Regions from separate parts of the Mus musculus genome. Here region 2 is linked to region 1. The links are chromatin loops, found by intact Hi-C in ENCODE. Cell type or tissue: left cerebral cortex. All regions are shown on one strand. Each heading gives the region's core, and the rest is flanking DNA. Links, peaks and the distances in the headings are about the cores only. Region 1 overlaps Igfbp6 (insulin-like growth factor binding protein 6). Region 2 holds the start of Csad (cysteine sulfinic acid decarboxylase).

Region 1 (5,314 bases), core at 315-5,314:
GTCCCTACGTCATCAGGTGATTGCCAGCACAAATAAGGTAGTCTGGAGGTAGTCTGGATAAACCATACAGAGCCTGAGCACATTTGTTTCTTTCTGGTAGGCAGTAGGGCAGGTGAGTGCCTTGGGAGTTCCACTTTGGCAAATTCCTGCTGGGGATTAACTATTAATCCTCCTCCTCCATCAGTCCAGAGGTCAGTGATAGAAGCAAGATTGTAATCACTGTGATCTCGGACTGAGGCCAGGATCTCAGTCAGTCCCACAAGGGAGCTCCGGGTGGGTATCCGGGTGAGGATAAAGAAAGGGCTTGCTGCCTGTGGCAGTGGCAGTCTACTGTATTCCAAGGGCAATGGAAGAGGCTGGCTGTGCTCTGCAGGGAAGGTAGAAACACTATGACCAATGGGAGACAGTGAGCACGAGGCCCCAGATCTGAATGAGACAGACGCAGAGACGTAAGCCAGAGACACCCCCCCAATACTGTTTTATTAGTACACAAGCCAACAGCAATCTTTCTAACTAGCTGTGTAAAGGCCCAAGGGTGACAGGGACAATGGGGTGGGGCGTGAAGGTGGGTCTTGGGGCACAGAGTTATTCATTGCTTCACATACAGCTCAAATGACAGCCCCCTGTTCCTGCTGGCGTCCTGGAGGCTCCCTCGGGGCTTCACCCACTGCTCCTGGCAGAGCACTGAGTGCTTCCTTGACCATCTGGAGACACTGGCAAAGGCTGGCCCATCGGATCCACACACCAGCAGGGGCCACGGCGATTCCCCTGCGAGGAACGACACTGGGGAGAGAGGTGCAGGTCAGGGTGAGGTCCAGGCTTTGAGCAGGAAAGCATCTGAGAGCTCTTAGTTGCTTTACCTACTGAATAGGGCCCACTCTGCTAGGCCAGAGCAATAGCTTTCAAAATGCAGTTTCTGTCAACAGCCCAACATCACTTATGTTAGAAACTTGTGTTCACAGGCTAGCCCAGACCTACTGAGTCACAAAATGCAGAAGGGGCTCCACCAGCACCAGCTCAGACGCCTCCAGGTGATTCCCCAGGGCTCCCATTTGAGGCCACCACAAGGCCTTATCCTAGAAGAGACTTTAAGTCTCCCATTGCAATTGTTGGCCTTTGTTTTTCTTTCAGATCACGCTAGAGATGGAGCCCACAGTACTGCTAAGCAGAGCTTTGCCAACGAGCTATAAACTTCTTTTCATTTTACATTTTGTTTTGAGACAGAGGCTCGTGAAATTTCCCAGGCTGGACTTGAACTCACTCAGAATTCTAGGAGCCTGCCTGGTCCAGGCTTCCTCAAGTCCATGGAAAGATCTCCTGTGGAAATCTCCAGCCCTCTGTCTTCCTACCAGCCCTTCACTTGTAGCCTAGGCAAGTCTTGAAGTTACAATCTTCCTGATGTTTTTCATATCTATGTGGGTCTTAAAATTGGAAGAAATAGTTTTGTGTGTGTGTGTGTGTGTGTGTGTGTATCCATCCTTTTTTTGGTTGCTGTTTGGCTGGTTTTGGTTTTTCCAGACAGGGTTTCTCTGTGTAGCTCCGGCTGTCCTGGAACTCACTACATAGACCAGGCTGGCCTCGAACTCACAGAGATCCACCTGCCTCTCTCCACCACCTGGCTGTTGTTTTTGGAGACATGCTCCAGCAGAACCAGCATCCTTTTTGCAGCTTTGCATCAAGTACCCTTCCTCACTGCCGCGCACAGAGCTTGCACAGAGGACAGGCAGCTTCTTCTCACCTGCTGCTTTCGGTAGAAGCCTCTGAGGTCACAGTTTGGCACATAGAGCCCACGTGCTCCGCCTCGGAAGACCTCAGTCTGGAGCTGCTGCAGTACTGAATCCAAGTGTCTGCGGCAGGGGCCCTAGAGAAGGACAGGGGTGGGTGAGGGCGGTACTCAGGATTCTAGGAGCCTGCCTGGTCCAGACTTCCTTGAGTCCAGTGGAAATCTCCAGCCCTCTGCCTTCCCTACCACCCCCCCACGCACCATCTCACTATCTTGAACAGGATTGGGCCGTATAGGGGCAGCAGAGGTCCGTGGATTCTTCTGCCGGTCTCTGTGGTTTGTGTCACGAGAGCGGGAGGCACCTCCTTGGGGTTTGCTCTCCTTTGTAGTCTCCTCTGTGGCCACAGGAAGAGTGGGAGGGGAAATCAGAGATCAGTCAGAGCAGAGACCAGCAGCCTCGGAACCTAGGTCCACTTCTACCAGTAAAGTGAGAGGGACTGAAGGATTCAGTCTCTCCTGGCTTTACCCTAACTGCAATTTCTCCCTCTAACAAACTATACTGCTGGGTATGGTGGTGTGTACCTATAATCCCAGCACTTGGGAAGCCTAGGTAAGAGAACTGTCACAGGTCCATGGCCAGTCTAGTCTATTCAACAGGAGCTGAAAAGATGGCTCAGCAGTTAAGAGCACTGGCTACTCTTCCAGGGGACCAGAGTTCAATTCCTCAGCACCCTCACGGTGTCTCATAACAGCTGTTTGTAACTCTAGTTACTGGGAATCCAACCCCATTTGTAACCTGTGGTACCCCTGTGTAGCCATGTGGTACACAGACATACTCATACAGACAGACATACTTGCTGGCAAAACACCCACACATGTGAAATAAAAATAAAATCCTAGCTGATAGTGGCGTATGCCTTTGTCCCAGCACTCAGGAGGCAGAGGCAGGCAGATTTGTGAGTTTAATGCCAGTCTGGTCTACAAAGTGATTTCCAGGATAGTCAGGGCTACATGGAGAACCCGTCTCACCCCCCACAACCCTCCCCCAAATCCCATGAGTACAAAGTAGTGTTGGATATTTTCAACCTTCAGGATTCCTTTGAAAAGACCTGCCTATTCCACTAGAGGCCAGAAGAGGGCACACCAGCCCAGAAAGATGGGCAAAAGAACAGTGGATTTGTACAGTGTGTGTGAGGTGTGTGTGTGTGTGGGGGGGAGATAAGAGGGTGTCAATAAGGATCCAGTGGAATGTCCCTGACATGACCCCTCAGTAAGTCAGTCCACCCCTCCCAGCCCTGAGATGTTACTTTGAGGGCCTTACATGGGGACCTCTTGCTGGTGTGATGGCTCAGTGGGTAAGAGTACCCGACTGCTCTTCCAAAGGTCCAGTGTTCAAGTCCCAGCAACCACATGGTGGCTCACAACCATCCGTAACGAGATCTGACGTCCTCTTCTGGTGTGTCTAAAGACAGCTACAGCGTACTTACATATAATAAATAAATAAATCTTAAAAAAAAACAACAACCCGGCAGTTGTGGCGCACGCCTTTAATCCCAGCACTTGGGAGGCAGAGGCAGGCAGATTTCTGAGTTCGAGGCCAGCCTGGTCTACAGAGTGAGTTCCAGGACAGCCAGGGCTACACAGGGAAACCCTGTCTCCAAAAAAAAAAAAAAAAAAACAAAAAAAACAAAAAAACAAAAAAACCAAAAAACATGGGGACCTCTTCCTTTTTTGTCTCAGCTCAACCCTAGTGGTCTAGGAACGCTTGGGTTCAACCCTTAACCAGGACAAATTGAAGGTTGCAGAAGGGGCAGAAAATAAAAGGTTTCCAACCTGCAGGGTGCATCTGGCTCTGGAGAGCTTCTGGGGTCCTGGGAAAAGCTCAGGACGCAAGTAAGCCATAGCTAGGAAAAGGCTGAGCTGACGCAACATGCCAAAAGATAAGCTCACACATGTTCTTACTCCGTTCCCTCTGCAGTGTCAACGCTGTTGTCTGTCTGGGTACCATATCTTCCTCAGACCTTGTCCCTCACTCCCCCCATTTAATGCCAAACTGGGATGATGCTTCAAACTGCCTTCTCCAACCAAAACACACCTTCTCAGAGGAGCCCTAGAACCCTGAGCTCTGACACTAGAAACTGGAGCTTCAACCCCTCACTCCAGTGTGCTCGTGTGTGTTCCTGTGTGTATGTGTGTGCTTGTGTGTGCTCATGTGTGTATATATGTATGTGCATGCGTATGTGCCAATGCACATGTGGGGGGACTCATGTATGCATGTGCGTGCATGCGTGTATGTGTGTATGTGCATGCATGCATGTATTCTTGTGTATATATTCATGTGTGCATGTGTGTGCATGTGTGTGTATGTGTGTGCCTCTGTGTGTATGGTGTGTGTGTGTGTGTAGGCTGGCCTGAGATTATGTAGCCAAGGCTGACACTGACTGACCTTCCCGCCTCCACCCCTAAGCACTGGAATGGCAGGCCTGCACTGCCAAATGATCCAAATTCATTTCTCATCCCTTTCTATGGAAAAACCAGGGACTTGCTATCTTCCATCTCCCGTTGCTCTTCACCCCCATCTTTGGGGTGCTGACTCACTCTAGTCCCACCCACCCAATGACTCAGTCTTCTGTGTTCATCCCTGGGATAGGGTGGGGCTGGAGGGCATCCAATTCCTACCAGGTTTAAATCATAAGTCTGATTTGGCAGATTCCTTCTCTTCCCACTTCTTCAGCCCTCCCCAGGCCCTCTAGGGCCTGCTCACTGCCCCGGTGTCCACTGCCCCCGTGCCCACCGTCTGCAGTGCCTGCTACCCCCGGTGCCCGCTGCCCACTGTGTTTACTCCCCCGGTGCCGATGCTCCCGATGCCCACTGCCGTTCACAGTGGCACTGAAGGAGGAGCAGGAGACATTTCTTAGTGTGTGGAACTAGAGTTTGAGATTCCCTTTCCTCCTCCTCCATAAGGAATCTAGGTCCTGTCTCCAGTGTGAGCCTGGAGAGCCATGGCGTTGACCCTGCGGGGTATAGAGGAAAGCTGAAACTCAAATCCTCCATCCTCCGCCTACATACGTCTCTTTCCCTTTGGAGAAAATAGATAAGGGAAAGGGAGAGCAGAGGAGAATTCAGACATCTCTCTTGCTTATTCTAAGGTGCCCCTATCAGCCTTATAGCTGTCCCCTGACGTTTCCACTTCACGTTCCACTCAAGGCCCAGGAAGAACCAATGGGCCGGTCCCAGAGGCTTGAAGAGGCTGCCCAACCTGCATCTGTCCAGATTCCTACCAGGAGAGACTTGCTTCTCCTATCTCAGGTAGGCAGGTGGGAAGCGGGGAGGGAGGGGGGAGACATGGACTCACCCGACGGCCCTCTGGCGCGTTGACAGCGGCCCTGGCCGATTAGCAGCGCCCGCAAAGGCGCCTCTTCGTTCTCTCGGGGTTGGCACTGCAGTCCTGGGGCGCACTTAGGGCTGTAGACCCCGCACGGTTGTCCCTCTCTCCTGAGACAGCCTCCGGCTTCTGTACAGCCGTCTGCAGGCGATCCCGCGTCTTCCTCCTCCACGCAGCCCCCGCGACAACCAGTCTGCATCCCAGCG
Region 2 (5,369 bases), core at 249-5,248, 56 kb before region 1:
ACCAACCCTTTCAGAACAGTGAGCACGATGCTGTGGAGTACGCTGCAGACAGACAAAGGAAGAGACCCAGAGGCATGCTGCAGCACTTGGAAGAAAGCCAACCCCTCTACACTCAGGCTGCCGTCCTGGTGAGACTGGTTTCCTCAGAGAAAGCTCAGAGAAGCGCACGGCTCTCCATTCAGAAGACTACAACGGTCCCTCCGTCCCTCTGGTCCTTCCAAACCATCTGCCACCTTCACAAAAACAGCTATCTTCTGGACCACATTACTTTGGAGTTTAACATTCTTCGGGGACTCCCCACTCCCTGGATAATAATGTCTAACTCCTTAGGAAAAGCACAAAAAGCCCTTGGACCACATTCCACTGACTTCTCTAGGAAGTAACCCCCCATCCTTCGTTACCTAACCCCATCTAATGATCCCCCATTTGTAATCCTTTGCTCCTTAACTACCCACCAAACCATCCAGTGGTGTCCCATCCCTCTAAGCCCCTCCCTCTGTCTGAGTGCCCTTCTCTGTTGACTTCTCTAGCAAAATCCTATGCTACCTGCAGGCTTCCTTCCCCCCCCCCCCCCCCATCCAGGCAGAGGTACCACCACGCAGTCACAATCCTTCTATCACTGAGAACTCCTTTAGTCAACTGATTCAGAGTCTCTAGTACCAGCCAGCTATCACGCAGGGCACCGTGAATATAAAAATAATAAATAACAGACTGTCTTGCCGTCATCCCTCCCCCTCCCCCCAACTAGCCTGGGAGCTTACTGGGGACAAGGGCAATCTTATTCATCTTTGTATTCCAAACACAATGCCGTGCATGTAACAGGAGCTCAATAAAATTCCTGTTGGGAAAAAAAAACAAATGAAGCATTCACCAGACTATACACTCCCTTATGCCCGAGTACTTCACGTACCAAAAGTACACCGGGTACAAGGTGCTTTGCCAATGGCCCATCAGTGCCTGTGACGTGATATATAGCCTACCTCCTTCATTTGACTGGAAGCTCCCTGAAGGCAGGGGCTGTGGCCTGTCTCCTTTCCTTCCTCTAGATCTCCCCCTGGCGCTTAATACAGAGCTCGGCTCACTGGGGATGGTCAATACTGTTGGCTAAGGCAGAATTCAAGGGTGACACTGCAAAGAGGCTTCCCAGTGAACGGTCTTGAAGGAGGACTCGAGAGCTTTTTACCTGAGCCATGCTGACTTCTCACTTAACGAACCCAAAAAGTTCAGAAGTTCTCTGTCCCAGTTTTCCTTAAGACACTGGTTGTCTGAAGAACCGTCACCAAATCACAGTAACGGCTCCTCCCCGTTCTTTCAGTTCCTTTGCCATATTGAACTGTCTTCTCAAAGAACTCGGTGTCCTCCAAAAGGAAAACAGGTGTCCCAAGAATCCGCAGTCTCTCTCTGACTTCTGCCTCTTGTCGGAAGAAACGAGAGTCTACCAGTCTTGGTTTCCAAGTTGAATTCTCTTGGTGAAGCTCTAGGTCTGTTCCAGAAACCTGAAACCAGAAAGGGAGATGAGGCCCTTAGGTGTAACATCTTCAGGCCAAACAACGATCGAAGCTCCCTCAACTTATTTTGCTGGGCGTTCTGAAGCTCAAAAGGAGGACATGAGTCGAGAGCTTTCTTTCTAGGTCAGTAGAAGAAACTGGCCTCCTGGGCCGAAAGAGCAGCCAACGGGAGCAAAAGTAAGTTGGGCCTCCTATAGAGAGGATCTGCCAAGAGAGTAAGAGCTGGGATTTGCCATCTTAGGAACGGAAGAAGGGGGCGGAGGCCCTTTGGGGCTTTTGTGCGGAGTGGGCCGGCCTGCAAAGCTGGCACTCCACAGACGAGGGCAGAACTGTGTTGGAAGGAAGCTCGGGAGGCCTCCGCCGAGCGCCGGGGTGGCTGGCAGTGCCCGCACGTGAGCGTCGCTCGGAGTCCGCCCGAAGGTTCGTAAATTCGCCGCCGCGGAGGCGGAGGGCGGGCGTGTGTGCGCGCGCTCTGCAGGCAGCCGCAGCGCGCAGCCCCGGGAGCGCCGAGCCGCGCGCGACCTGCGTGCTCGCGCCCGCGCTTCCCCCCCCCTTCCCGGGCAAGGCCCCCTCTCCCGGCGGGGCGGTGGGGGGCGGGGCGGCGGCGGCCCTCCCCTCGCGCCCCCTCCCTCCGCCGCGCGCCCCTCCTCCGCCGCGCTCCCCTCCCCCCTCGCGCGCGGCGCCCCACGGCCTGCGAGCTGCTGTCCGCCCGCTCGCCCGCCCGCTCGACGCTGCCTCCCCGCGGCGCGCGCCTACCTGCCTGGCGCGGCCTCCCGCCGTCTCCTCCGCCGCGCGGCGCCCCCTCCAGGCCCCAGGCACCCCGTGCCAAGCCCGCGGCCGCCGCTCCCCGCGTCGGGACCGAGGCAAGTTTACAAACACCAACCCGGGGCCCGTTTCCCCGGAAGCACTTCTCCGTCCCCCTCCCCCTCTTTGCCAAGCGGCCACATCCACTTCCGGGCTCCGGAGCCGGGACAGGAGGGGGGGCCCTCCGAAAAGGGGTGAGGCTGGGGACGCGCGGAGAGCTGCAGCTGGCGAGCGGGAGGGGGACGGCCCGGAGGACCGGAGGAGGGTGGTGCGAAGGGCGGCGCCTGCGCCGTGGCGCGCGAGCGCCCCGGCCGCCATCTTCACTGAGGGCAGCTCCCAGGCTCGCCTGGAACCTTTAGGGAACCTTTAGGTACTGAGTGTTCTTTGAGAAGGTTCGCTAGGTGCGCTGGTTGATTCTTGCAGAATCTCCGTCTCTCTCCTGACGCCCCAGGTAGAAGCCGGGACAGTTCGTACCTCTGATCTTTTTTTTAAAGCTTGGTGAGGTCTGTTTTTCCGGTGCCTGCTGCTGTGGGGTGCAGACCTGCAGACTGAGGTCAGCTGGGAGGAGAGTTGAGCCGTTGCGCAGTCCTGCGGTACACACTAAACCACAATCTGCATGTGAGTCTCAGTGAGTTCCCTCAATAGCCAAGGCAAACGTGCTCCGGCCCCGCAGTCTTGACCTAGCCAAACTAGGCTTCCTTTCAAGAAAAGGCCTTTTTTCCCTTCAGTGGACTAGTCTTGTTGGAGATTTGGAAGTGCGTGTTGTCCTCTGGGCCAGGCCCCCTTTGGAAATTTGAGCCTATCCTCGAATACTAGCGCCCCACTTGTAGCATTAGAGAGGAGTTCTGCTAAAAGATAGGACTATTCTAAGTGCACACTTGGCAGAAGGAAACGTGAATTCCACTTAAGTCCCAGTTTCTATTCTAACTGCTGTCTGGTGAGTTTAAGTGACAGTAAGACACTATCCAAAAAGCATATGGATTCCTAACCACAGTCCTGTACCTTTTACACCACTAAAGTAAGTTCCATTTCCCTTAGGGTCATTCTGAAACTGACATAAAATGGAGAGACATGTCACCAGGAATGTTTTTAAAACAAATGTAGGGACCTGAAGAGATGACCCAGCTGTTAAGAGTGCTTGCTGGGAAACTAGGACCAGAGTTTGGATTCTGTTTTCCAGGTTAACAAGCCTGCTCTGACAAAGGTGGAGACTGGAGAATCCCCTGGACTTGCTGGATTCCACCTTAACTGAGAAAATTAGAGCCCCAGGTTGGGGAAGAGACCTTGCTTCTAAAGGAATAAGCAGTCCAGGTGTGTACAGGCTCTTGAACTTGCATGGACAGAGTCACATCAGAAACAATCATACAGTTTTAAACATTAGCTTAAGCAAGGGAGTGTAGCCGGGTGTTGTTGGCACACACCTTTAATCCCAGCACTTGGGAGGCAGAGGCAGGTGGATTTCTGAGTTCGAGGCCAGCCTGGTCTACAGAGTGAGTTCCAGGACAGCCAGGGCTACACAGAGAAACCCTGTCTTGGAAAAATAAAAAAACAAAACAAAAAACAAAAAAAAAAAGCAGGGGAGTGTGACAAATATCTTTAATCCCAGCACCTGAAAGGCAGAGCAGGCCAATCCCTGTGAGTTTAAGGCCAACCTGGTATACATAGCAAGTTCTACCAGCTAGAGATACACAAACTTTATTTATTTATTTGTTTGTTTGTTTATTTATTTTAAAGATTTATTTATTTATCATATGTAAGTATACTCTAGCTGTCTTTGGACACTCCAGAAGAGGAAGTCAGATCTCATTACGGATGGTTGTGAGCCACCATGTGGTTGCTGGGATTTGAACCACTGAGCCATCTCTCCAGCCCCCACAATCTTTAGAAAACAAAGAACCACCTAATCCATTGCCAGTCTATAGAATACAAAACTACATAATTTTTTCTTCTAGCCAAGCTCTTGAAGATAATCACTCTTGTTATTGTTTCTTATTACTAGATATTTAAATTTTTTGTTTTTATGTGTGTATGCATGTGTTGCTTACGTGTATGTCTGTGTAACACTTGAGTGCCTGGTACCCTTAGAGGCCAGGCAAGGGTGTGGAATATACTTAGAATGGAGTTACTGATGCTTATGGGCCACCTGAAGTAACAATATGAGCCACCACAAGGGTGCTGGGAATTGAACCTAGGTCCTTTGGAAGAGCAGCCAGTGCTCTCAACTGCTGAGCCAGCTCTCTAGTCCCTGTTGTTATATTTTTGATAGTGGGACTTGTTGGAATTCATGGTCTGGCTCATGTTAGACAAGCTGTCAGCTACTGAGTTGTTTTTTTTTTTTTTAAGATTTCGTTATTTTATGTATATGAGTTACACCATCACTGTCTTCAGACACACAAGAAGAAGGCATTGGATCCCATTACAGATGGTGAGCCACTATGTGGTTGCTGGGAATTAAACTCAGGACCTCTGGAAGAGCAGCCAGTGCTCTTAACCGCTGAGCCATTTCTCCAGCCCCAGCCCCTGAGTGTTCTACTATTCTCTACTACTCCCCAGGTCTTATTGGTTTGGTGAACTCAGTACAATGAGACACTTTTTCTGTGTTCATACTTTTTTTTTTGTCACCTAAAATGTACTATACACTGTATTTTATTTTCTGTTTTTGTTTGAAATAGGTTCTTACTCTGTAGCTCACACTGGCTTCAAAGTCTCTTACATTCCTCCTGCCTCACCCTGGAGTATTGGGTTTCAAACCCAGCAGATAGTCCATGATAGATACCTAAGTGAGTTCACATTTTAAGAATTGTTTCGTAACAAAAGCTGCGTGAGATGATCCAGACCTGTAGCCTCAGCTGCCCAGGAGGTTGAAGCATGAGACTCACCTGAACCCAGGAATTCACAAGCCAGAACAGCACAGTGAGACTGCCCCAAGGTGGAAAAACAAAATTAAACAAATAAAACAAACCCCACCCAGGCAGCAGTTCCTAGTGAAGGTGTGATTTGAGCTGGGAGGGAGCCGCAGGAGCATCTGAAACTTAAAAGCTAATCCTCAGCTACAAG

The links. Peaks named below come from ENCODE experiments on the same cell type or tissue, not always from the same donor. Only the 100,000 strongest peaks of a DNase experiment are listed, where the experiment ranks them.
Region 2: it touches region 1 in a loop (2.2-fold over the local background); 1 of 42 quality-filtered maps calls a loop at or near these places.

The regions. Positions count from the first base shown.
Region 1 is chr15:102,144,649-102,149,962 of GRCm38, reverse strand. Igfbp6 (insulin-like growth factor binding protein 6) reads right to left here. Exons shown (of 4, transcript NM_008344.3): 1 at 5,079-5,314; 2 at 1,985-2,118; 3 at 1,739-1,861; 4 at 451-783. The coding sequence ends at 661. Among named protein-coding and RNA genes, the nearest start is that of Igfbp6, 3.1 kb to the right of the region's middle. In left cerebral cortex, for the core only: a CTCF peak has its summit at 2,852 (motif pointing right); DNase peaks (open chromatin) are centred at 2,869, 4,348 and 4,774; H3K4me3 peaks cover 1,323 bases; H3K27ac peaks cover 1,261 bases.
Region 2 is chr15:102,200,698-102,206,066 of GRCm38, reverse strand. Csad (cysteine sulfinic acid decarboxylase) reads left to right here and starts at 1,015. Exons shown (of 18, transcript NM_001359126.1): 1 at 1,015-1,928; 2 at 2,807-2,930; 3 at 3,493-3,623. Zfp740 (zinc finger protein 740) reads right to left here and starts at 2,422. Exons shown (of 8, transcript NM_001289691.1): 1 at 2,265-2,422; 2 at 981-1,496; 3 at 762-838. In left cerebral cortex, for the core only: a CTCF peak has its summit at 2,622; DNase peaks (open chromatin) are centred at 798, 907, 1,854 and 2,528; H3K4me3 peaks cover 3,183 bases; H3K27ac peaks cover 2,387 bases.